2 separate regions of the Homo sapiens genome follow, and region 2 is linked to region 1. A link is an interaction called in ENCODE POLR2A ChIA-PET data of the cell type or tissue named here. Cell type or tissue: PC-3. All regions are shown on one strand.

Region 1 (5,000 bases):
GACCTCGTGATCTGCCTGCAGTGGCCTCCCAAAGTATTGGGATTACAGGCATAAGCCACTGTGCCAGGCTTTTTTGTTTTTTTTTTTTTTTTTGAGACAGAGTCTCTCTCTGTTTCCCAGGCTGGAGTGCAGTGGCGCAATCTCAGATCACTACCACCTCTGGCTCCCAGGTTCAAATGATTCTCCTGCCTCAGCCACCCAAGTAGCTGGGATTACAGGTACCCACCACCACACCTGGCTAATTTTTGTATTTTTCGTAGAGATGGGGTTTCACCATGTTGGCCAGGCTGGTCTCCAACTCCTGACCTCAGGTGATCCACCTGCCTCAGACTCCTAAAAGTGCTGGGATTACAGGCGTGAGCCACCTTGCCTGGCCAGAGTTCTGTAAATCACTGAGGCTTGTCCAGAGCACTGAGGGGCACAGAGCAGGAGCACCTGTCCAGCCAGGGGAGACTGCGGTTTCATAGGGGAGCCGTGTCTTTGTGCAGTGGGGAGTGGTTGTGAGGGCATTCTAGGCTACACCTGAGGCTCCAGATAGATGAGGCCAGGTACGGAGTATGACAGGTGACTTGAAGGGCTCCTGTAATTGTATGTACATCCCTACTTGAAATTTCATGTCTTGGCCGGGAGCAGTGGCTCATGCCTGTAATCCCAGCATTTTGAGAGGATGAGGTGGGAAGATCGCTTAAGCCCAGGAATTCGAGACCAGCCTGGCCAACATAGTGAAACCGTCTCTACAAAAGTATAAAAATTAGCTTGGTGTGGTGGCCAGTGCCTGTACTCCCAGTTACTCAGGAGGCTGAGGCAGGAGGATCGCTTGAACCTGGGAGGCAGAGGTTGCAGTGAGCGGAGAGTGCGCCACTGTACTCCAGCTTGGGGGACAGAGTGAGACCCTGTCTCAAAAAAAAAGAAATTTCATGTCTTAAAACTTGGCTATTAATTTCACAGTGCTTTCATTGTGACATAGCAAGAAATCATTTTTATTAATGAGCACTCAGATGTAATTGCTGGACCTTGTGAGTAGAGAGCCTTCTGCAATTGAAAGTTAAGAATAGGCTGGGCACGGTGGCTCAAGCCTGTAATCCCAGCACTTTGGGAGGCCGAGGCAGGCGGATCATGAGGTCAGGAGTTTGAGACCAGCCTGGCCCATATGGTGAAACACTGTCTCTACTAAAAACACAAAAATTAGCTGGTGGTGGTAGCGCGCACCTGTAGTCCCAGCTACTCGGGAGGCTGAGGTAGAAGAATCGCTTGAACCCAGCAGGTGGAGGTTGCAGTGAGCCAAGATCGCGCCACTGCACTCCAGCCTGGGGACAGAGCGAGACTCGGTCTCAAAAAAAAAAAAAAGAATATAATTGAAATCTATGATTAACTGGGAATGTAAACATGAGTCAGATCAGCTGATTCTGTAAAACATTCTGGTGGGGTCTACATTATGTGGCTGGCTTTTTTCTCTTACTTTAAATCTTGCTAGTCTTTGCAGGGGGAGCAACAATGAACTACCAACATCGGGGCCCTTGTGCCCAGCAGAGCAGGTGCTCAGTATTTCTCGGCTGAATAAACATTGACAGATTTTAACCATTCCCCACATCTCCTCCCTTCAAACGCTTGCAGCCTATAGATGAGGGAGCAACCAGAACAGCTGGTCGGCAGGTGGGACCAGCTGGAGGGGTGCGGCCCACATCCACCAGGAGGCAGGGGTGGCTCAGCCTCACGCTCAGCCATCCACGACAAAAGCTGATCCACTGCAGAGCATGCATCACAGAGGAAAATACTCTGGAAAGGAATGAAGGCGCTGTAGCACACCGTTCAGAAGGGATCTATGTTAAAAGGCAAAAAAATAATGCAAGCATGGGGGAGCCTGAGAGGGAATCTAATAAGACTCTGGGAAGGCGAACCCAGTGGGCCACGGGGAGGAAAATGCCAGCAGCACCCAGACCCCAAACTCTACTGGCTGCCTCCCAATAAGGGGGCTTTCAGAACAGGAACCTCCAGCCTCACCTTCAGGAAAATTAATTATGGATTTAGAAAGGAAGCCTATTCCTTTGTCATCTACTCCTTCCTATGCTGCTCCGATTTCCTAACCAGACACACTGTTACAATTTTAACTTTAAAAATCTCAGCAGAATAGAGCTATTTTTGTTTCTGTTTTTTGTTTGTTTGTTTGATTGTGTTTTGAGACGGAGGCTCACTCTGACGCCCAGGCAGGAGTGCAGTGGTGCGATCTCGGCTCACTGCAACCTCTGCCTCCTGGGGTCAAGCGATTCTCCTACCTCAGTCTCCTGAGTAGATGGGGTTACAGGCATGCGCCACCATGGCCCAGCTAATTTTTGTATTTTTAGTAGAGACGGGGTTTCACCACACTGGCCAGGCTGGTCTCAAACTCCTGACCTCGTGCGGGGGTCACGCCAAAGTGCTGGGATTACAGGCGTGAGCCACCGCACCCGGCCTTGTTGCTGTTTTTCTTAAAAAAAAAAAAAAAAAAAGTGCTGGTAGCAAAAATAAAAATAAAAAAAATCAGCAAACAGAAAACTGTCATACAATCTGCCAGGAGTTGCGTGGTTTCTCCATTAATCAGAAGTCTAAAATACTCCTTGCAAATGTACAGAACAAAGGGCCTTCTGTGGCTCACTCCTCTGCTGGGGGCGGAAGGCTCAGCGTGTGCCTGAGGCACAAAGGCTTGGAAGCAGCCACTTCCCCGTGCTGGAAGCAGACTAAAGGGCTTGTCAGAAAACAGCTCTCAAGCTTTGTCCTCTTAGGCGCAAAAGATCGAAGCAGGGTAGCACTGCTGCCCCAAGGCAAGGCTTCTCCGTAGCCCTGATGCAATTCCGCTTCCTTTAAAGAGCAGCATGTGTGTGGGCAGGCCCGGGTCCTCCAGCTGCAGCTCCTAAAGATGCTCCCCACACGGCGGCCTTTCCCTGGGGAGGTTTTTCTTGAAGATGCTTCTATTAATCATTATAACTCCAGCATTTGTGCAGAGCAAATGCTGTACCTGACGCCAACTGGAGCCCTGCTGGGGGCTCTGCCAGAGCTACGGGATGGCCTCAAGGGAGCTGAGGCTTGCAGGCAGGTGCAGCTTCCGGTACATTATTAGGATTAAATAAAAACAAGGAAGGCCGGGCTCGGTGGCTCACACCTGTAATCCCAGCACTTCGGGATGCCGAGGTGGGCAGATCACGAGGTCAGGAGTTTGAGACCAGCCTGGCCAACATGGTGAAACCCCATCTCTACTAAAAATACAAAAATTAGCCAGGCGTGGTGGTACACACCTGTAATCCCAGCTACTCTGGAGGTTAAGGCAGGAGAATTGCTTGAACCCGGGAGGTGAAGCCTGCAGTGAGCAGAGATCATGCCACTGCACTCCAGCCTGAGTGACAGACCGAGACTCCGTGTCAAAACAAAACAGAAAGAGGAAAAGGCATTAGATATCCTGTTTTCACTGACCTGAGATAGCCCTCGTGAGTCCTGCTGAACTTCTGTTAGCCACATCCGGCTCCTTTTTTTGGGTGAATATGAGCAGGTAAAAAATCAGTTTCTACAAAGACCACCCAACACACAAAGTGGGAGAAAGAGACTCAATATTATTTTGCTTTTAAACTCCAAATTAAAATATTTAAAATATTTGGAATTTTAACAAACATGCATTTTGTGGGAAAAGTGGTATAAAACACATCAGTGGGCTGGTCGCGGTGGCTCACGCCTGTAATCACAACACTTTGGGAGGCTGAGGTGGGCAGGTCGTGAGGTCAAGCGATCAAGACCATCCTGGCCAACATGGTGAAACCCTGTCGCTACTAAAAATACAAAAATTGGCTGGGTGTGTTGGCACGTACCTGTAGTCCCAGCTACTTGGAAGGCTGAGACAGGAGAATCGCTTGCACCTGGGAGGCAGAGGTTGCAGTGAGCTGAGATCGCGCCACTGCACTCCAGCCTGGGCGAACGAGCAAGACACCGTCTCAAAAAACAACAACAACAAAAAAACCAAAAACCCACATCACTGAGATAAGCTTTATTTTGTAACTATTTAAAAGCCCACAGAAATACTTTATTTGAATATGGCTGTTACAATTATATTAACCTAATTAAAAAAAAACTTGAGCATACAAATTTTTGGGTTAATTTTTTTTTTTTTTTTTTGGAGAGAGAGTTTTACTTGTCATCCAGGTTGGAGTGAGTGGCACGATCTCGGCTCACTGCAACCTCTGCCTCCCAGGTTCAAGCAATTCTCCTGCCTCAGCCTCCTGAGTAGCTGGGATGACAGGCGCCTGCCACAACACCCGGCTAATTTTTGTATTTTTAGTAGAGACGGGGTTTCACCATGTTGGCCAGGCTGGTCTCGAACTCCTGACCTCAGGTGATCCGCCCTCCTAAAGTGCTGGGATTACAGGCATGAGCCACCACACCCAGCTGGATAATCTTTTTTTTTTTTTTTTAAGATGGAGTCTTGCTCTGTCACCCAGGCTGGAGTGCAGTGGTGCGATCTCAGCTCACTGAAACCTCTGCCTCCCGGGTTCAAGTGATTCTCCTGCCTCAGCCTCCCGAGTAGCTGAGACTACAGGCGTGCGCCAACATGCCCAGCTAATATTTGTATTTTTAGTAGAGCTGGGGTTACACCATGTTGGCCAGGATGGTCTTGATCTCTCCACCTCGTGATCCGCCAGCCTCGGCCTCCCAAAGTGCTGAGATTACAGGCGTGAGCCACTGCGCTAGGCCAATCTTTTTTTTTTCTTGAGATGGAGTCTTGCTTTGCCACCCAAGCTGGAGTGCAGTGGTACTATCTCAGCTCACTGCAACCTCTGCCTCCCAGGTTCAAGCAATTCTCCTGCCTCAGCCTCCCAAGTAGCTGGGACTATAGGCATGTGCCACCACGCCTGGCTAATTTTTATATTTTTAGTAGAGACGAAGTTTCACCATGTTGGCCAGGCTGGTCTCAAACTCCTGACCTCAAGTGATCCACCCACTCGGCCTCCCAAAGTGCTAGGATTATAGGCGTGAGCCAC
Region 2 (5,000 bases), 290 kb after region 1:
TTTTTTCTTTTAAAGAGACAGGGTCTTGCTCTGTCACCCAGGCTGGAGTGCAGTGGTGTGATCATAGCTCACTGTAGCCTCTAGCTCCCAGGCTCAGGCAATCCTCCCACCTCAGCCTCTGGAGTATCTGGGACTACAGGCATGCACCACCACACCTGGACAATTTTTCTTTTCCTTCCTTCCTTTCTTCCTTCCTTTCTTTCTTTTTTTTTTTTTTTTGAGGTGGGGTTTTGTCATGTTGCCCAGGCTGGTCTCGAACTCCTAGGCTCAAGCAACCCACCCACCCCAGCCTCCCAAAGTGCTGGATTACAGGCCTGAGCCATGGAGCTTGGCCTTCCCCTAGCTGCTTCTTCTTCTTCTTCTTCTTTTCTTTCTTTTTTTTTGAGATGGAGGCTTGCTGTGTCTCCTAGGCTGGAGTGCAGTGGTGTGATTTCAGCTCACCACAACCTCTGCCTCCCAGGTTCAAGCAATCCTCCCACCTCAGCCTCCCAAGTAGCTGGGATTACAGGCATTCACCATCACGCCTGGCTCATTTTTGTATTTTAAGTAGAGATGGGTTTGGCCATGTTGGCCAGGCTGGTCTCAAACTCCTGGCCTCAAGTGATCCGCCCACCTCAGCCTCCCAAAGTGCTGGAATTACAGGCATGAGCCACTGTGTTGGGCCTTCCCCCGCTTCTAATTGCCTATAATTATGAATGTCTCCCTCAGTCAACTTTCTTCTCCTTGCTGTTATGGGTGAAAAATGAAAAATTCAGAATGCTTGATTGTATTGTTCAATAAGAGTGAAACAAAGGAAAGCCTGTCATCTCCAGAATTATCTTCTACCTTCTTGAAAGTTGATGCAATACTGTTAGCAATGTAGTGAGAAAACGGAAGGATACTGTGGCAGAGATGGTTTATTTCATTCTGCTTTTTAGGCAAGTGCATCAGCTTTTCATTTTTTTGTTATTTTAGTCTCTTTTAGCATAACTGGAAATACTTAAATGAGTGATGATGAAATAATTCTCAGGATGATGAAATAGAAAAATATTTCAAGATACAGGAAAAATAAGATTCCTGATTCCAAAATATATCTTAGATTTACAAAAGGCTTGAACCAATCCCTGTAGGAATTGCAAGACAGAATGGGTTTTGTTCTGTAGAAGGTCTCTAAGACAGAATAAAATTCACAAACTATTAATCCTTATACAGTGCTAGAACTACTCAAAAAGTAAACTAAAAAAATAAAAATAGGCCAGGAGTGGTGGCTCACGCCTATAATCCCAGCACTTTGGGAGGCTGAGGCGGGCAGATCACTTGAGGTCAGGAGTTCAAGACCAGCCTGACCAATAGGGTGAAACTCCACTTCTACTAAAAATACAAAAAAATTAGCTGAGTGTGGTGTTGCATGCCTGTAATCCCAGCTACTCAGGAGGCTGAGGCAGGAGAATCACTTGAACCTGGGAGGCAGAGGTTGCAGTGAGCCAAGATTGTGCCACTGCGCTCCAGCCAGGGCAACAAGAGTGAAACTCTGTCTCCAAAAAAAAAAAAAAAAAAAAAAAAAAGAACTCACTGGACCCTGCTGGTAAATTGAAGATTAATATCATTGAATATCCAACTGCCACATTAAATGTACCAAGTACCAAATTAAATTGCTCTGTTCAAAAAAACGTCTTTTTATAGTTGAGTTACTTAAATCAGGATCTAAATAAGATCTGCTCACGGTATGCACTGCCGTCTTGAGGTCCTTTGAAAGTGTCTTTTAATTTAGAACTGTCACCCCTCCTTAGTTTAATGCCATTGACTCATTAAAGAAACTGGGTCAGTTGTCCCGTACATGTCCCACATTTTGGATTTGACTGATTCCCTTCTCACAAGGTCATGGACCTGCCCCATATTTCCTGGAGTCTGCATTGGATCGAGGCTCAGTTTTGTCTTTGGTGGTGGTGGCAGGGGCTCCTCACCCCTGCCTGGCTGCACTGGTCTGCATAGAGGTCTTCTCTCCCTCCTGTGCCCTCACTCTGCCTGATCTGCCAAGGGGCCGGGAGTGGTTGGCTAGGGCCCGGCTGCTCCCACCTCCTTTCTGTGTTGGGGAGTAGGTGCTGGCTTAGAGCCCAGAGCTCTGGGTTTGGGCCTGGCCTTGCTACCCACCAGTTTGGGTTGGGCTTTAGTGTCCTTACCTGTATCCTGGGAATTATGTTACTTGTCCTGTTTACCACTCAGAGTTCTTGTAGGGATAAAAAAAAAAAAAAAAAAAAAGGACTTAAAAGGCTTTGGAAGCCATCAAGAGCTAATTAGGGTGCTGATGATTCTCCCCCTTAGCTCTGCAATGCAGGACTCCCTCATCCTGCCCCGCCCGGACAGCTCACCTCCTGCGTCCTGCCTCCTGCCCCCTCACCCCGCCCTGAGCACCCGGCTGTGTCCAGGGCTGATCTTTGCTGTGCACCCCACGTGCTGCTGGGGGTTCTGTAGTAGGCTTCAGGCCCTGGATGAGGCCAGGCTGAGAACCGCTGGTTGACACAGATACAGACCACTGGGTGGGCATCAGGGTGCTTGCTGCTGGGATACAGGAATATTTTGGGGCAAAACTCTAGGAAGCCTGTTTATAAAAGGCTGCTCCATTTTGGCCTGCAGAGAAATGAACTTTTGGCATATGAGTTTGGAATCTGGAGGAAGAGAAGCTTAACTGACTTCTGAAGCAATTTTTGGAGCTTTGTATTGGAATATGAAATACATACAGAGAACCGCAGGTACCTAAGTGTGGCCCCATGACCACTCATACACCGACCACTTTGGAGGAACTGGCACCCACATCGGGAAACAGAACATCACACCCCCTCTCAGAAGCCCCCTTTACGCCCTGTGCTCGGTGCCCTGCTGGTGATCACTATCCTGATGTTCCCGAAGCATTTTAAAGGCTGGTTGTGATGAACTATAAAGATGGTTGGACTGTGCTCAAAGCAGATCCAGCCAGTCCCTCCCTGTCATCAAGTCCCATGAATGTGCCCTTCCCGCCAGACTTCTCAGCACTGCAGTTCCCCAGGGGGCTCACCTTTCTCAAAAGTGAACTAGGAATGCTTTATTTCTCTAGAAAGGATTTGTTTATACCGAAAGCCAGGAAGTTTGGTTAGGTGGCAGCAGAAGTAGGCGAGTGAATAGGATGTGTGATTGGAGGTCAGCATGGCTGGGCTCTAAAGAGGGTAGGCGTGTGTCCCCCCACACTCGGCCTGGTCCACTCCTGTGTGTGCTTGTGTGCTCATGTCTGTGCATGTGTGTGCATCGTCTTCGTGACCAGCCAGCAGGTGGAAAGCAAGTGCCTCTTCTGTGCCAGGCATCTGTGTTAGCTGCACACACCAAGATGACTCTGATCATCCCTGCTGTTGAAGGGCTACTGTCTAATGGGAGAAGCAGGCATGTGGACACACTGGCTTGGTGTTGACGAACAGCAGAATGGAATGTCAGACTAACCTGCATCCAAAGCCTACTATTAGGTTGGTGCAAAAGTAATCGTTGTTTTTGCCATTACTTCCAACGGCAAAAAACGCAATTGCTTTTGTTTTTTGTTTGCTTTTTTTTTTTTTTTTTGAGACAGGATCTCACTCTGTGTCCCAGGCTGGAGTGCAGTGGCATGATCTCGGCTCACCGCAATCCTGGGTTGAAGCGATTCTCCTGCCTTAGCCTCCCCAGTAGCTGGGATTACAGACATGCGCCACCACTCCCGGCTAATTTTTGTATTTTTAGTAGAGACAGGGTTTCACTGTGTTGGCCAGGCTGGTCTCGAACTCCTGACCTCAAGCAATCTGCCTGCCTCAGCCTCCCAAAGTCGTGGGATTACAGGTGTGAGCCACCGTGCCTGGCCAAAAACCACAATTACTTTTGCACCAAGCTAATAGTTGCTGGGAGGACTGGAGAAAATAATGCATATGAAAGGCTTTTCGTAGTACCTGGCCTATACTAAGCCCTCTGCAAACGCTGGTTGCCATCATTCTTTCTTTCTTTTTTTTCTTTCTTTCTTTTTTTTTTTTTTTTTGAGATGGAATCTCACTCTGTCATCCAGGCTAGAGTGCAGTGCAATCTCGGCTCAGTGCAACCTCCGCCTCCCAGGTTCAAACGATTCTCCTGCCTCAGCCTCCCAAGTAGCTGCCACCACAGTTGCCTACCACCAAGCCTGGCTAATTTTTATATTTTTAGTAGAGACGGGGTTTCACCATGTTGGCCAGGCTGGTCTCGAATTCCTGACTTCAAGTGATGGGCCTGCCTCAATGTCCAAAATTGCTGGGATTCCAGGAGTGAGCCACCACGTCCGGTCCTGCCATCATTCTTAACAAGAGCGCCCCCACCATCGTCCAGGGAGAGATGGAATATCCAGAGAAGAACAGAGCTCACAGAAGGTATGGAAATGGTGCAGAGCTTCCTGTCCTGGGGTCTGTTGACAGAATTCAGGGGTTCCATGAGTGCAGGGGAAACTTGTATCTTTAGTCTCACTAATTTCTACCTGAAATCTAGCATTTTCTTTAATCACGAACATAGGCAACAAACCAGAGTAGTATTAGCAGGGTCCCTGAGTTTGTTACCATCACAGACATTGTCCTGCTGCGTTTCAGTTGTAGCAGATCTAGAAGTGTCAGTGAGGCTCACCATTTGAACCCATAGCAGCTATTAGATCAGCCATAGACCTGCCTAATAACAGTAAAGATCATTATATCACCCAGTTACTGTTTTAAAAACACTTGGTAATATTTTCAATATATTTGGTTTCATTTGTAACCTTATGTATTTTATGTTATGCTGTATAAATGGTACCCTGAAAAGGGCTCTATAGTTTTTACTACATTGGCAAAGGGGTCCAGAGCACAAGATCCAGAATCCGTCTGGTGGGGAAGGGAAGGATTCCTTTGTGGGGCAGGCAGGGCATGTCAGGAAGGCTTCACTGTGTGGAGGAGCCTTACACAGGGTTTTTTTTTTTTGTTTCTTGAGACAGTCTCACTCTGTCACCCAGGCTGGAGTGCAGTGGTGTGATC

Evidence for each region. Peaks named below come from ENCODE experiments on the same cell type or tissue, not always from the same donor. Only the 100,000 strongest peaks of a DNase experiment are listed, where the experiment ranks them.
Region 2: POLR2A ChIA-PET joins it to region 1 with 13 read pairs; 2 of 35 experiments call an interaction of 5 or more read pairs at or near these places.

The regions. Positions count from the first base shown.
Region 1 is chr14:103,592,209-103,597,208 of GRCh38, reverse strand. No RefSeq gene overlaps it. Among named protein-coding and RNA genes, the nearest start is that of COA8, 32 kb to the right of the region's middle. RefSeq lists a silencer at 3,373-3,512. In PC-3, no CTCF peak of the experiment used is centred here; a DNase peak (open chromatin) is centred at 2,678; H3K4me3 peaks cover 1,589 bases; H3K27ac peaks cover 3,683 bases.
Region 2 is chr14:103,299,075-103,304,074 of GRCh38, reverse strand. It overlaps LOC105370686 (a long non-coding RNA gene), which reads left to right. Exons shown (of 3, transcript XR_944246.2): 2 at 4,171-4,370. Among named protein-coding and RNA genes, the nearest start is that of EIF5, 33 kb to the left of the region's middle. RefSeq lists an enhancer at 1,729-2,229. In PC-3, no CTCF peak of the experiment used is centred here; no DNase peak of the experiment used is centred here; H3K27ac peaks cover 1,098 bases.